Regions from separate parts of the Mus musculus genome. Here region 2 is linked to region 1. A link is a loop called in an ENCODE intact Hi-C map of the cell type or tissue named here. Cell type or tissue: gastrocnemius. All regions are shown on one strand.

The links. A loop is a pair of places that touch in the nucleus more often than their neighbours do. Peaks named below come from ENCODE experiments on the same cell type or tissue, not always from the same donor. Only the 100,000 strongest peaks of a DNase experiment are listed, where the experiment ranks them.
Region 2: it touches region 1 in a loop (13-fold over the local background); 33 of 42 quality-filtered maps call a loop at or near these places.

The regions. Positions count from the first base shown.
Region 1 is chr19:40,221,539-40,229,538 of GRCm38, reverse strand. It overlaps Pdlim1 (PDZ and LIM domain 1 (elfin)), which reads left to right. Exons shown (of 7, transcript NM_016861.4): 6 at 6,371-6,488; 7 at 6,768-7,300. The coding sequence ends at 6,954. Among named protein-coding and RNA genes, the nearest start is that of Cyp2c70, 38 kb to the right of the region's middle. In gastrocnemius, a CTCF peak has its summit at 3,920 (motif pointing right); DNase peaks (open chromatin) are centred at 3,628, 3,922 and 4,709; H3K27ac peaks cover 851 bases.
Region 2 is chr19:38,978,585-38,986,584 of GRCm38, reverse strand. It overlaps the pseudogene Cyp2c52-ps. Among named protein-coding and RNA genes, the nearest start is that of Cyp2c55, 24 kb to the left of the region's middle. In gastrocnemius, a CTCF peak has its summit at 4,421 (motif pointing left); a DNase peak (open chromatin) is centred at 4,424.

The DNA.
Region 1 (8,000 bases):
GGGTTTGAAGGTGTGACCCGTTAATCACTGCCCAGTGAGTGATAGGTTTTATAATGACATTTTTCATTCAAATATATCTTTTACTTGGACCTTATTTTCTCTCCTGCCCTCACACCCTCCAGTCATTCAGTCATTCACATGTACCATGCTTTCTTTACCCATCCATCTATTAATGGACATCTGGTTGACTCTATAAGTTGGCTATTGATCGTGCAGTGTCACAATATACATAGATGACCAAGTATCTGCTATGTTGACCTTCCTTTCATGTGTTCTATTTTATTTTATTTTTTTGTGGAACCTTCATACTGATTACGGATTTCAATAGCGGCTGCCTCCATTTTCATTTCCGCCAGCTGTGTGTGCAAGGGTGCTTTTGTACATTCTTGTCAGCATCTGTTGCTGTTTGTTTTTATACAACCATTCTGAGAGAGATGGGATGCAACCTCATTGTGGTTTTAATTTTCATTTCCCTGATGACCACGGATGCTCAGCACCATTTTCCTGTGTTACAGGCAGTCTGTTCTGTGGCTCATGTATTCATTCATTCGATGGTGGGGGTTTTGTTCTCGGTGTCTGATATTTTGAGTTTATTGGCTATCCTAGATATCAATCCCTTGTGGCATGTGGGAGTTGTTTTAAGAGCTTTGCATCTGGCCAGCTGTTTCCAGCCATGCATGTATTAGGGAGTTGAGGGTGCAGTCAGTGTGACCTTGTGAGAGCTCTTCTCATTCACACACCTTGTTCCCAAGGTGGCAGGTGAGGAAGAATTTCTGGAGGCCACAGAAGGAAAATGGATCTGTAAGCCACCGAAGATGGGGACCTTCCTTCCCAGTGGGTCACCTGAGTTTGTTCTTGCCTTAGGGCAGATGGCCTTTCAACAATCAAGTTTTTTGTTTGTTTGTTTGTTTGTTTGTTTGTTTTGTTTTTTGTTTTTTGTTTTTGAGACAGGCTTCTCTGTATAGCCCTGGCTGTCCCGGAACTTATTCGGTAGACCAGGCTGGCCTTGAACTCAGAAATCCACCTGCCTCTGCCTCCCAAGTGCTGGGATTAAAGGCATGCGCCACCACTGCCCGGCACAACAGCTCTTTCTTAACCCTGGCTAGTGACCTCAAGAGAGGCTCCAGGGTAGCCACCTCAACCCTAGGCTAGTTTCTGACCTGTGCTCTAGGCTCAGACATCACAAAGTGTGCAACACAACCGTTGCTATGACCACAGTAAGCACTCCCCAGTTGCCGTGATGCTGGCACTTCACCAGAAGGCTCCAGGTGAGCTTTGCTTGCCCACTCATGAATTCCAGTGCATCTGCTGGTCTCAGAAGACAGCTCTCCTTGGAGACATTACTACCTAGGGCTTTATTCAGTCACTGAGGAACGTTCTGAGATTGGTAACAGGCAGAAAGGTTTCTCCTCTCATAATTGCTTTGTCTAGCAAGCCTTCAAATTTGTCAGATCCCAGGAACCTTCCGTCAGCAGCCCCTGTTTCTGTTTGGAGAGCTGATTTTGTATACTTATCTGGTCTCTATGATGACTACTCCTCAATGCTCTGTCCCCTTCCCTAGGACTCAGGGACCTAGCTGACCTTCTGCTGTGTATTCTTTCTTTCCCCACAGTGCATACCTATGGGTGCTCCAGTGAGAGAGACCTAGGGAGTGAGCTTATCTGGATACACTCTGAGTCTCCTCTGTGGTATGGATTCCGTAGAGAGCGGCAGTTCACACCCACAAGACAGTATAAACCATGTGCTGCTTTTATGCTGAACAGTGTTGCTCTAGTAGAAAATGAGCTAGAGCTAGCTAGACTTTGCTTAAACTCCACTATTAGTCCTGACTCACATGCAACTTGAGATCTAACCTGTAGGTATGTTAGCTCTGTCAGAACACATGACAAGGTGTAGGTGACTTTACCTTATGCAAGGATGGGAAACTTCAGTTAAGGTGGACAATGTCAGCCTGTCTAAGCCCAAAGTCCGACACAGACTGTGCCAGAAAACCCATTAGAACTCACAGATAAGGACATGATCATGGGGCTGTGAACCCATACAGTATCAAGACCTCCTTTTATCTTCTACCCCAGTAACCCAAACCCATAGCTTCCATGGTCACGGTTCTCCTGTTAGCTGGAGCCCTGGTCATCATGCATACTTCCAGGAAGCAGAGAGGAAGGAAGGGGTCAAGTCTAAATGCAGAGTTCCCCTGTTAGGTGAGCCATTTCCCTTCTTCCTGGGAGCTCACCGCTACTATAGTATTTATATTATATACCTACACACCTATATACCTACATACCTATATATAGTATATAGTATATAGTATGTAGTATGTAGTATGTAGTATGTAGTATGTAGTATGTAGTATATAGTATATAGTATATAGTATATAGTATATAGTATATAGTATATAGTATATAGTATATAGTATATAGTATCATACTATACTTATGTTTGATTGACCGTGATTTACCTGGTTACCCGGCTGTACCTTCTTGTGTAACCTGGGTTTATTATTTGACTAAAAACATTCCCTTTGAGAGAGTCCAGAAGCCTGTTTTCCCTGAGGTCAATGATAGGTCAATGCCCGGGTCACTAGCCAGGGTTAAGAAAGGGCCAATGTGATTGGCAGATGCCCGTCGTTCTAAGAAAAGTCTGTGGGTGGGAACACTGGCATCCAGCGTCCACCTTGAGCCATGAGTCCTTGGGCAGGTTGCTAGTCTCTATGATCTCTATATGCAACCCACGGGGGAACCACACTGTGACACGGCCGTTGGAGGGATTATGGGAAAAGTTTGTCTGCGTAGTGTAGTGCTCAGTGCAGCCAGGTGCACGTACAAGGCTTGGTTGAACAGTGTTGGGGATAAACCCCAGAAAATTTCATCAGAGCAGGTTGTCCTTATGAATTCAGGTCATCCTCTGCTTTTCTCTCGTGTTGTCTTGCTCTGGACCCATTGTAACATTTGTAGGCAAAGGAAGCCTTCATCTTGTTTTAACTGCCAAATACACATAAAAGAAAAAAGTCCCCTCCCCTACCACATACTAATCAAAATACTAAACATACAGAGCAAAGAAAGAAAAATTTCCCTTTTTTTTGATGGGCTTATAAACTCAGTACTCTATGTATGTTGTAGCACACCTCAGACCTCCTTTCCTTAAAATTTTAAATCACATTTGTTTATTTATATATTGAATGTGTGTGTGTGTATGTGTGTACGTGTGTGTGTGTGTGTGTGTGTACACGTGTGTGTATGTGTGTGTGTATGTGTTTCTGGGGTGCCCATGTGCACAGTGGGCATATGGAAGTCAGAGGACAATTTCTGGAATTTGGTTCTCCACCATGTGGGGGCCTGGGGATTATTCTCAGGCTTACCCTCTGAACCACCACATTGTTCCCCTTCCTGTCCCTTTAAAGCTATAATCATATCCCATTGTCTCTCTATATCACCTTAAGTTTGTCCATTCATCTGTCAGTAGAAGGATAGCTAGAAAGAGTGGAGGTATGTGTGGAACCATCGTACATGGAGGAAACAGTGCTGGCTGGAGGTGTCCTCAGATGAAGAACCTGGGGATATAGTGAGCAAATCCCTAGGTCCATGCCAGCTGCTGTCAGGGTTCCAGGATCCTCAGATGACCTGGAGTCAGGTTCTAGAGAACTGTCGTTGTTAGGACCTTGACCTTGATTCTGTGGGCATGGTGGAGCCACGGAAGACTATTGGTCAATGAAATGCATAGAAAAATAGCGGCATGTTAATTAGCCGATTTTCATTCCTCTTCAGAAACAGACAAAGGAAACTTGGGACGAAGGGTTTCCTGGAAGAGGAGATATTTGGGGGCTATTTCTAGGTGTTTGGAGACCAGTAATAAAGAAAGAGAATTGCAATTTCCAGGGTTGGCTTTCCAAGTGAGAGAAAACAACCCACAGCCAGCAGGTGGCAGTGTAGGCTTGAGAGTGAGGGCTGCCTCAGCACAGCTCTAGTGCTCCCAGTTTCAGCCTTTTAGTTCCAGAAAAGGATGTGGCTTCTAACAAGGAGGAATTTCATCTCTCCCTGCCTTCTCTCCTTCTACCATTCTGCACTTTCTCTTATTTCCTGGTGGTTTTCCAGTTGACTGATAGATCTATGAGAAGAGGATAGCTCATATTTGAGAGCCCACCCTTTGCTGAGTTGGTTCTCCCAGTAGTCGGTTTGCCTGCCCACACTGTCCACGTGTGCAGGACAGGCAGCCAAGCACCTTCAGCCATAAACTGAGGGAGCCTGTTTGCTATGCTTGAGACAGAACGCCTGGAGCAGCTGCTTGCTCTACCCCTTCTGAGATGCCTTCACGTAGGGCTGAGGTTGGGTGAGGTGTAGTATTTGCCTTTGATAAAAAGCTAAAGGGGATTGTGTGGTGGCACTTAGTTTCAATCCCAGCATGTGGGAGCCAGAGGCATTCAGATCTCTGTGAGTTCTACATAGTGAGTTCCATAGTGACAAGTAGAGACCGTTAAATAAATAAATAAATAAATAAATAAATAAATAAATCAGTCATTCAACCAACCAACCAACCAACCAACCAACCAACCAACCAACCAACCAAACACCACAGGGATCATTAATAAAAACCTCAATAATTGGCTGGGAGTTTAATTCAGCTCGGTAGGGTACTTTCCTAGCATGTGTGAGGCCTTCTGCTCAATTCCAAACATTTCAGTAATGGTGAGATGGCTCATTGGGCAAAGAGGCTTGCTGCCAAACCTGAGTTTGAACCCCAGAACCCACACAGCAGTAGAAGAAAACCAACTTCTGCAAGTTGTCCTTTGACTCTTCTTCCCTCAGTACAGTATGGCATGCACATACCTACCTGTGTGCGTGAGCATTCACACACACACAAACACACACACACACACACACACACACACACACACACACACTAAGTGAATGTAATTTTTTTGTAATTAAAAACCTTATGTGCATGGGTGTTTTGCCTGCATTTATTTCTATGCTTTGGTGTGTGCATGGTACCCGAGGATTCTAGAAGACGGTATCAGACCCCCCAGAACTGGAGCCACAGAGAGCTGTGAGTCACTGAGAGGACGCTAGGATTTGAATCTGGATTGTCCGGAAGAGCAACCAGTGCTTTTGAACACTGAACCATCAAAAACAAAAAATTTAAGCATAACACATTTTGATATAACATTTTAATAAATAGTCAACTTAATATAAAAAAAAAGCTGCAATTGCAGAAACTGGGAAAGTTGACTTCTTCCAATAGAAAGCAAGAAGGTCTCCTGGGCTGGGCGTGGTGGCGCACACCTTTAATCCCACCACTCGGGAGGCAGAGGCAGGAGGATTTCTGAGTTCGAGGCCAGCCTGGTCTACAGAGTGAGTTCCAGGACAGCCAGGGCTACACAGAGAAACCCTGTCTCAAAACCAACCCAAAAAGAAGGTCTCCTGGGCTTTGGGGTATGGACCCATCAAGGTAAGGGCTTAGCTGAGCCTTCCCCAAGTCCATTTATAGGTGGTCTCTGAATCTTGTCCCATCTCATGGGTTGTCAGATGGATATCTGGTCCTACTAAAAGTGAATCAAGCATTAATGGGAGAAATCTAAGAGACTCTATCACACATAGCCAGGAGGGACTGAGGAAAGTCAGGATAACAAAGAGAGATCACTCTGGTTGTTCTTTACCAGCCAGCACAGCACCTCAATCTTGCTCCCACATAGCGTTAGCATCTGGTGACTCATGCTATAGAGGGGCTACTCATGGCAATGGGACAGAAGCTCTGTGAAGATGCGACCAACAACCCCCCCCCCCAGTAATTTAGGGCATGTATATTTAGAACTCATGTTTGTTCATGTCCATTGGCCAAGGTCAGGATTTTCCAACCTTAGAACTGGTGATGTTCTGGGCCCATGTTAGTGTTTGCAAACATGTGAGCTTAATGTTATGAGCGCTAATCACAAAGCTAGATTCTGTAGACACTTTGTTTTTTTTTATTTTTGTTTTGTTTTTAATTTTCTTTGTAACAATGAAGAGGAAAAAGATTTCCTAATTTTAAAAAAATGGAAACTGGAAGACTGCAAAGCTGGGCGGTGGTGGCACATGCCTTTAATCCCAGCACTTGGGAGGCAGAGGCAGGAGGGTTTCTGAGTTCGAGGCCAGCCTGGTCTACAAAGTGAGTTTCAGGACAGCCAGGGCTATACAGAGAAACCCTGTGAAAAACAAAACCAAAAACAAACAAACAAGACTGCAAAATGCCAAGGAACTTGCCCAGTCTTGCAGATCCTGATAGCAGTGTCTTGACTTGAACATACAGATATACACAGGTGGTTCTGAGAGAGCCCAGTAATACTGACTTCATTCTTTACTTCCTGGCTAACCTGGTGTGTTTTTTCTCCCTTTAGGGGATCCCAACAAGCCATCAGGATTTAGAAGTGTTAAAGCTCCAGTCACCAAAGTGGCTGCATCTGTTGGAAATGCTCAGAAGCTGCCCATCTGTGACAAATGTGGAACTGGTATTGTGTGAGTATTGGCTTCGCTGGTGTTAGAGAGTGGACAAACCATGAAAGTGTGGGAGTTGCTGGGTGTTGCGTAGCTTGGGGGTAAAGTCAACAAATCGATCAGAATACGATCAGAACTTTTATCTTGACATGATAGAGGCTTTTAGAATGACGAGTCTTCCCATTCACAATCCAGAGGCCTGCTGTAGGGCCTCTGAAGAAACCCCAGACCTCACCTCAGAAAGAACAGTACAGAGCCCTGGTGTGACTAATGGAGACCCATTCTTCCTTTCTCCTGCAGTGGTGTGTTTGTGAAGCTGAGGGATCACCATCGCCACCCTGAATGCTATGTGTGCACCGACTGTGGCATCAACCTGAAACAGAAGGGCCATTTCTTTGTAGAGGATCAGATCTACTGTGAAAAGCATGCCCGGGAGCGGGTCACTCCGCCTGAGGGCTACGATGTGGTCACAGTGTTCCGCGAGTGATGGAGAGGACCTGCCCTGTCTACTGCCCTCCAGCCAGCCTGCTGCACCTGGTTCTCGGAATATTCTGGCTCTCTCCTCCCTGACAGTCCTGTGCTTACTTAGTGTTAGTCATGCGCAATAAACATTGGGTTTCGTCTGGGCTGACTGACTCCCACTGGCAGGGTGACATCTGCTTTTATATTATTGGGAGATGGTTTTGTCCCTGTCCCTTCACCCACACCTCAATGCACCTTCTTCACTTGGAGTCTTCTCTGCTGCAAATGGACATTGGTCCATTGGAACTAAGCCAAATGTAGTATCTCTGATGTTACTTGGTTTTACTTAATAAATTTAGACTTTAAAGCAATGTGTGACCTCTTAGTTGACTCTGCCTGTGTTCTATGTCTTGTTTCATGAAATATGGAGTCTCTATTAGGTTTGGTTTCTAAAGTTGTGAGAGATGTAAGGCTTTTCCCAGGCATGAGAAAGCTACTATGAACAAGCTGTGTTTCTTTTCATCTTTGTGACTTGCTGTAAGCATCATTGAGAACAGCAAATATTCTTAGTTATTTTTCTGTTGCTGTGGTAAAACATGATGAAGGCAACTTATAGAAGAACTAGTTCATTTGGGCTTACAGTCTTGGTAGAGAGGCATGACAGCAAGTGGCGTAGCACCACCAACTGGGGACCAAGTGTTCACTGCCTGTGTGTGTGTGGGGGGGCACTGTCATTCAGACCACCGCCCTATTATATCTTGTTTGGTTCTGTTTTAGAGAAATTGTCTTGGAGTTTGAGGGAATAAAACTTCCTGTTTTAGAAACTTTTCTATTACGGTGAGAAAACACCATGACTCAGGCAACTTATAGAAGAAAGCATTTAACTTAGCTTACAGTTTCAGGTGCTGAGAGCCCATGATGGCGGAGTGAAGGAACAAACTAAGAGCTTGTGTCTTAGTCCACATGCACGAGACAGAAAGACAGACAGACACACTGTAGATGGTGTGAGTCTTTTGAGACCTCAAAGCCTGTTCACAGTGACACACTTCTTCCAACAAGACCGTATCTACT
Region 2 (8,000 bases), 1.2 Mb after region 1:
AATAAAATAAATCTTTAAAAAAGAATCATGCAAAGTAATGAGATGAAAATGACTTTAACTTTGATTGGCAGACAAGCTGGCAGACAAGCCTGTTGGTGATAAAAGGATTTCAACAAGCCCCTAGACTGCTATCAAGAAGCTGGGCATGCCTTTGCAAGAACCAAAGTAATACTTAGACTTTTGAGGTTTCATGGGTTAGGGCTTGACTTCCAGGCCTGTGTCCAGGCATTTGCCTTCTCTTCTGAACAATAAAGTCCTCTGCTGCCTTACGACGTTAATAATATACCAAAAGGACAGTTGTGTGAAAACATTCTCATGGTGGGATGCCAGGACTCATCCTCCCACATAGATTCCCCCCACCTCAACACACACACCTAAAGTCAAAAACTGTCTGAACCAACTTTGTTAGAAGTATGGAAAATAGAACTTTCCATAAACCAATGGAAGATTGAGGGCTTTTTAAATGTGAGGGATAGGAAAGTATTGCTTTGCCTTTGTGTCACCTCTGCCCTGTCTCGGTGGAATCCATAACAAGAGCCCTGTTCCCAATGTGTGGCCCTTGATGCTAGAGGGGGTAGGGTATGATTGTCTCCATGTTGTAAGGGGTTAGGGAAGGAAGTTGAAGTACTAGGCAAAGCTTGTCTTTGTTTCATCCCACTCAGAACGCATCAGGGTGGAGACGCTGTAAAGACTATCAAAAAAACGTTAAGATTCCTCTAGGCAACATAGGGTCACTTGGGACAAAAGAAAACAAGCAAAGCTCCTGGCCATACAGTAGACTAGGAAGAGGAGCTGGGGAGAGACTATCTGGAAAATCAGGGTACCCAAAAGCATCCGAGTATATTGATGTTTTCACAGAGCCAGGGCACATGCATGCATGACAGGTAAAAACTATGAAAAGACCTGGGGGGAAAGGTCTAAGCATTCGCTTCTGCTGGCCCCTTAACTCTGGGACTGGGTCTGGGCATACAGCCAGTCTGGTGGGAACTTCCCCTCCCTGTCTCTTCTACTCTTCAGGCCGACTTCTCATCTTTGCTTTCTTTTCTTCCTTCTGTTTGTCTCTCTACATCATCACCTTCTTCCTTTTCTATCTCTGTTTTCCACTTTGTCATCTATAACTCTCATCTATCCATAGGAAGGAAGAATCTGTCAGCAACGAAAGAAACAGAGACCTCAGAAAACAAACATGACACAACGTGTAGTTTAGGAACTTGCTAACACTTTCTGCCTACAGAACACAAAAACTACAAAGGAAAAAATTAAAAACAGCACCAACAGCTGGGGATACAGCTCAGCAGTTAAGAGAACAAGTTCTCATCTTGAAGAACTGGAGTTTGGCTCTCAGAATCTACATCAGGAAGCTCATAACCACCCATAACTCCAGCTTTGGCTTCTGTAGGCACCTAAATCCCCTACACAGAGAGAGAGAGACAGAGACAGAGACAGAGATGGAGACGGAGACGGACACAGACAGAGAGAGACACAGAGAGACTTAAAAGGTATGCAGAAAAAAATGAAGGAAGGAGTGAGAAGACTAGGGAGAAAGGGAGGGAAGGAGGAAGAAAAAAGAAAGTTGCACATTATATCTCTGGAATGTATAAAAAGAAATTAGTCCAAATAGTGCTGTGGCCTTCCTGGAGACAAAAGCCTAGATGGCTCCTTACAAAAGAAGGCCTTGTCCTCACCTGTATCCATGGTGTGCTCAAGATCCTGAAGTTTTCATTAAATTTATCCATCAAGTTAAGAAAAGTCTGATCTTTATAATCAAAGCGTTTCTGGAAAATAATGGAGCAGATCACATTGCAGGGAGCACAGCCCAGGATGAAGGTGGGATCACAGGGAGCACCTGGATGATGGGAAATAGTAAATAAAATAACTTTAATGCATATATGTAAGAGACTCTTTAATAACATATTGGTGTATTTTATGAATTAATAAATTCCTACAGAAGCCTAGAAAGATGGCTCAGAGGTTAAGAGCACCGAACTTTCTTCCAGAGGACATAGGTTCAAATACCATCAAACACATGGCAGCTCACGTCTGTAACTCCAAGAACTGACCCAGATATACAAGCAGGCAGAACACCAATGCACATAAAATAAAGTAAATAGATTAAAAATAAAACATGCTTAGCCAGGTGGTGGTGGTACACCCCTTTAAACCCAGCAGTTGTGAGGCAGCCGCAGGCAGATGTCTGTGAGTTCAAGATCAGCATGCTCTACAGAGTCAGTTCTAAGAGAGCCAGGGGCAGTTACATAGAGAAACCCTTTCTCAAAAATAAATAAATAAATAAATAAATAAATAATAAAATAAGTTCCTAGAAATTCTGTTAGGTAGAACTATGGCATACTAAAAACTAGCACAACTGGAGCTGGAGAGATGGCTCAGTGGTTAAGAGCATTGACTGCTCTTTCAGAGGTCATGAGTTCAAATCCCAGCAACCACATGGTGGCTCACAACCATCTGTAATGAGATCTGATGCCCTCTTTTGGTGTGTCTGAAGACAACTATAGTGTTCTTATATATAATACATTTAAAAAAAAAAGAAACCCAGCACACTGCTTTTCTCAGACCTGATTTAATAACTCCTCCTCATTGGGATGTAAAGTGAATAAACAAATTAACTAGTGAGAAAAAACTCCTTCTAACCTTGTTTCTGGATGGTTACCCAAATATTATGTTAGTGTCTCTACCTTTGTTTGCACATTAGGCCCAAGTGACCTCTATGGCAAGCAAAAGAAGAATGAAGTGAAAGACATGCTTTTTAAAACAGGTATTAATTTGTTTGTCTGTTTCTTTGTTGTTTGTTTTTATTGATTATTTTATTTATTTACATTTCAAATGTTGTCCCCCTTCCCAGTTTCCCCTCCAAAAACCCTCCATACCATCATCCCTCCCCTTTGCCTCTATGAAAGTGCTCCTCCACCCACCCACCCACTAACCGCTCTAGCATTCCCCTATGCCGAGGCATCAAGCCTCCACAGCACCAATGCTCCACTCCTATTGATGCCAGATAAAGTAATCCTCGGCTACATATATATCTGGAGCCATGGATCCCTCCATGTGTACTCTTCATTGGTGATCTAGACCCTGGGAGCTCTGGGGTGCTAGGCATGGTGGTGCCAACCTGTAATCCCAGCACTCAGGAGATACAACAGGAGAGCTGAGAGTTCTCCACCATCCCCATTCTGAAAGTTCTAGGCCACTAAGAACTGAACTACACAACAAGACTCTTGTCTCAAAGGAGGGGGGCAGAGAAAATGAAACAATTTTAAAGACCTAACAGTTACAAACACAGAATCACATCCCCCTAGAAAGCTTATATATAATTAAATATTAATATAGGAAGGAAGAAAATAACAACCTGAAAATCTTTAACATAGATGAATAGTTGAAGGAATTGCAAATAGAACCAGCAGAAAGGAAGACCAAAAAGAGAAAGATTATAGGAGATGCAGGTATTATGTGGGACTAGCATAAAAAAAAAAAAAGACAAAAAAAATTTATGGGGGGCTGGAGAGATGACTCACAAGTTGAAAACACTGGCTGCTCTTGCAGAAGACATGAGTTCAATTCCCAGCCCCCACAGGGCACTTTACAACCATTCATAACTGTAGATCCATCAGACCCAATTACTTATTCTAGTGTGCAGACATGCATGCAGACAAAACACCAAATTACATTAAAAAAAATAAACCTTTAATAACAGTAACATTATTTTTTAATTAATGAAAATGAACACACCGTGGCCAGATGGTGCAGGCAGGGAATCCTAACTACTTAGGAAGCTGACGTAGGAGGGTCTTAAGTTCTCATCCTGCCCAGGCTACAGTGAGTTTAAGACAATCCTGAACACGTTATAGAGACTTTCTCTCAAAACAAAATGTAAAATCAAAGATTTTTATGTAGCCGGGCGTGGTGTCGCACTCCTTTAATCCCAGCACTTGGGAGGCAGAGGCAGGCAGGTTTCTGAGTTCGAGGCCAGCCTGGTCTACAGAGTGAGTTCCAGGACAGCCAGGACTACACAGAGAAACCCTGTCTCGAAAAAAAAAAAAAAAAAAGATTTTTATGTAACTCACTAGTTGAGTACTTTCTTAGCAGAGTCAAGACCCTATATTAAATTTCCAGTGCCACTTTTAAAAAGCAAAACTGAACACAATTATTAGAAGATAGCGCCATTTGCCTAAGTAAGTTAATTTTTTTTAAATGTCATTTCTAACTTAATTCATGTACAGGTCAAACATAAGGTTCAATTCATAAGTAATATTCTTTACTTCTTTTTTTAATTTTTTTTTATTTTCTTCATTTACATTTCCTCTTATTTCAGAGTTCAAACACAAAACAGAAATTTCCTGTTCAGAAAATGTTCACTATCACCAATCAGAGCTCACATTTACTTGTCAAAGCCCGCCCTCTAGTGGATGGCTGTGCTATTGCATGACAAACCATCAACAGACTACTGCAATTTTTTTGGTTGTGACTTACTCATTTTATGTGTGTTAAGTGTTTTACCTGCATGCATGTATGGGCATTGTGTGCATGCCTGGTTCCATTAGAGGTAAGAATGAGAAATCAGATACCCTAGAGCTGGAGTGTTGTAAACCTGCAGGTGTATGTTCTAGGATCTGAACCCAGGAAGGTCTTCTGCAAGAGCAGCCAATGTGATAAACTCATACACACTCTCTCCAACCTCTATAATGTTATTAAATTGAGCATCAAGTTAACCTATTACATTACATTACATTACATTACAGACAAGCAAATTAAGTCAGAGGGAATTGTTTGGTGGGCAATTTTCAGCAAAATTGTTCTAATGAAACATGAATAAATTTTAATATGAAAAGTCTATAAATGTACATCAGCAATAGTGAAGGATGATAAGTCAAAATATGCATCCTACTCACAATAATGAAGAAATGTCCACAGGTGCGGTAACTGAGGTCTAGACCCACTCTCAAATATTATTGTCTTTAAAAAGAATGAAATCCTGTCCTTTATACTAAATAGTCATATTTGGGACATATTATGTAAAGTGAAACAAGCCAGACACAGAAAACCAATGTTCCATGTTCTCATTCATAGTGGAGACAAAAAAAAAAAAAGATTATCTTACAAAATGCAAAGTGGACTGGTGTTCATGAAAGGTTAAAAGGGATGCTTTGTGGAAGAATAGAGAGGCTGGAGAATAGCATGCACACATAGTTACACAGGAAGGACAGACTCTAGTTCTCCATAGCAAAGCACAGGAGCTGCTCTTTGCATCAGTTCCTTACATGTTTTATAAAGAACTAGAAGACAGTAATCCTGATTCTCCCAAGAAGAACTGAGAGAGATCTAAGGAGACAAAATGCTAGTGACTATGCCATCACTGCAAATATAATGAATGTGCTGTAAACAGGTACAATTATTGTGTGTTAGTTTTAAAAGTGCATGTGTGCACCAGTGATGGGGAATTCAACAGAAGAAGCCCATTTGGTAGTCAACCATACCTAAGCCTGGCCCCTTTTCTGTTATAACACACCATGACACTGAGTGTCAGAATTCTTTTTAATTTTGGCATAGGAGAGGGAGAACAATCATTGGGATTCTTAATTTCAAATTTGGGAAAAGGGAGTTTGCAGTGAAAGTCTGATTCTCGGTCTCCCTTCCCAGTTCATTGTGAAGAGGCAATATTAAGTCAATATTAAGGTCATTTGGAATCCGAGCTGAAAATCACATTTACTGTGGCAATTACATCTCAGATGGGCAGAGCCAAGAGTGGAGAGTGGGTAAAAAGTTACCATCAATATTCTAATTGTTTCAAAATCCAGCTAGAATTTTGTTTCATTCAGATAAATGTGAGGTTGGCAGATCAAGATGCCCTTCAACAGACTCTCCTAGAAAGGACAAAGTCAGTTTCCATGGGGTAGGAAGCAGATGGCCTAGGGAAAGCAGAGACCGGGCCTTTGTTGGAGTTTGTAGGCAAATGGATTAATGAGACAGGAAAGGCAGACAGGAAAGTTTAGGATTGCAAAAGATGCAGAAACCTCTGGGCCACGGTTTTGAGGGGTTCTTAACAGTCCCACACCCTGGCCCTAAAAGGATTTAGAGCAAGAATAAGAACCTGATGTCTGGGAATGTACTATAGGAAGTGGTTGAGGGCCATAGATAGGATGGATTGTATGCCAGAAGCATGCTTTGGGGAAAGTATTTGCTATTGTTAGCTATATTCACTAGCCTTGGGTGGGGCAGCCCAAGATGTCAGAGCCCCATAAAATACAGAAAATAAAACACACAATTAATACAATAATATAGATAGAGGATAACATAAGAAGAACTGAAATAGAGCCAACTTACAAAAAGGGAAGTTGAGGCTAAGCATTAATAATATTTTAAAAAATAAAAAATAAAATAAATAAAATTTAAAGATTAAAATAAATAATAATAAAAATAATCATATTTAAGATTTAGTCCAACAAATCAATTTAAAACTTCTCTTTTGTGATGTAGACATCTCTTAAAGTATGCAAACAACAAATTACACTATGGGTAACATGAAATAACTCCAGCTGACATCTTTAAATAGTCAAAAACCTGAACAGCAAATCACAAGCACTCAGGGGCGTTAACAATGCCTAGGGACTAGAAAGTATGTATGAATACCATTGCTGTGAACCCTGCAGACACGGGCCTTTAAAGAACCCCAGATATGACGGTCAGGGAGGCTCTACAGCCAGAGCTACTAAGTGAAAGCATGCATAGCTTCATGTCCCATGGAGTAACAGGTCACTTCCATAATGTCATCTCACAAATATTTCCTAGTGAAATGTTCTAGAATAGTTAGTCCACGATCATGTCAGGGAGGAAACATTGCCAAATTCGGTACGTGATATTCAATCCTTCTATCTGTCTGGCATTGTTGGAAAGTATCGTTTGGCACAAACTAGATTTTAATGAAGTTTTATCGCCACCCCCAGATGCAAACATGAAAGACACAAGGTTACAAAGGCGTCCTTGTCTCTCTGTACCAAGCCATTTTTCATGCTTAGCATTGCCAAGCATCACCCTCAATGTAGGCTATCCCAGAAGTGTTGCCATGGAGATCATTACAGAAGCAAGCTGGTCCGTGACTCTAAGCAACACCTACCTTTGCCATTCCTCAGTTCCTCCACAAGACACCGAGCCTCCTCTTGAACACGATCCTCAACACTCCTCTTGCCCATCCCAAAATTCCTCAGTCATGACGGAGAAACGCCGGATCTCTTTCCATTTCATCCCATTGCTAAAAATGATTCCTACCAGAACAGGAAACAGAAACTCGTCCGAGGGCAGGCGAGGAACTCGCACACAGCGCCTGCCATCTGGATGGCCCATTGCTGCCCGAAGAGCTCAAGTCTCAGGTGCATGAACTCACGCAGGCGCACATTTGTACTCTCGCTTCCCAAGGCCTTTGCTAGCTTTTTCAGCTACTGGAAAACTGCCTCTCCCAGAAAATCCCTCTCCTAGATCAACAAGAGCTTCCTTCACGGCTTCATACCCATGCAACACCACGGAGGGCTTCATGCCAAAGTACAGAGTAAATACGGGGCCGTAGACTTTTGAGAACTGGAAAATTGAAAAGAAAAAAAAAATTCAAATAACAGCAAAAAAAAAAAAAAAAAATCAATATGTAGCCTAAATTTTTCATGATCCACTGATGTCATCATAGTGTTCATGATTTTTTTATTCTTATAAAACACCCTCAAATGTTGTGGATTTCATACATTAAAAATGTGCTGTTTTGGCGAGGATGTGGAGAAAGAGGAACACTCCTCCATTGTTGGTGGGAGTGCAGGCTTGTACAACCACTCTGGAAATCAGTCTGGCGGTTCCTCAGAAAACTGGACATAGTACTACCGGAGGATCCAGCAATACCTCTCCTGGGCATATATCCAGAAGATGCCCCAACAGGTAAGAAGGACACATGCTCCACTATGTTCATAGCAGCCTTATTTATAATAGCCAGAAGCTGGAAAGAACCT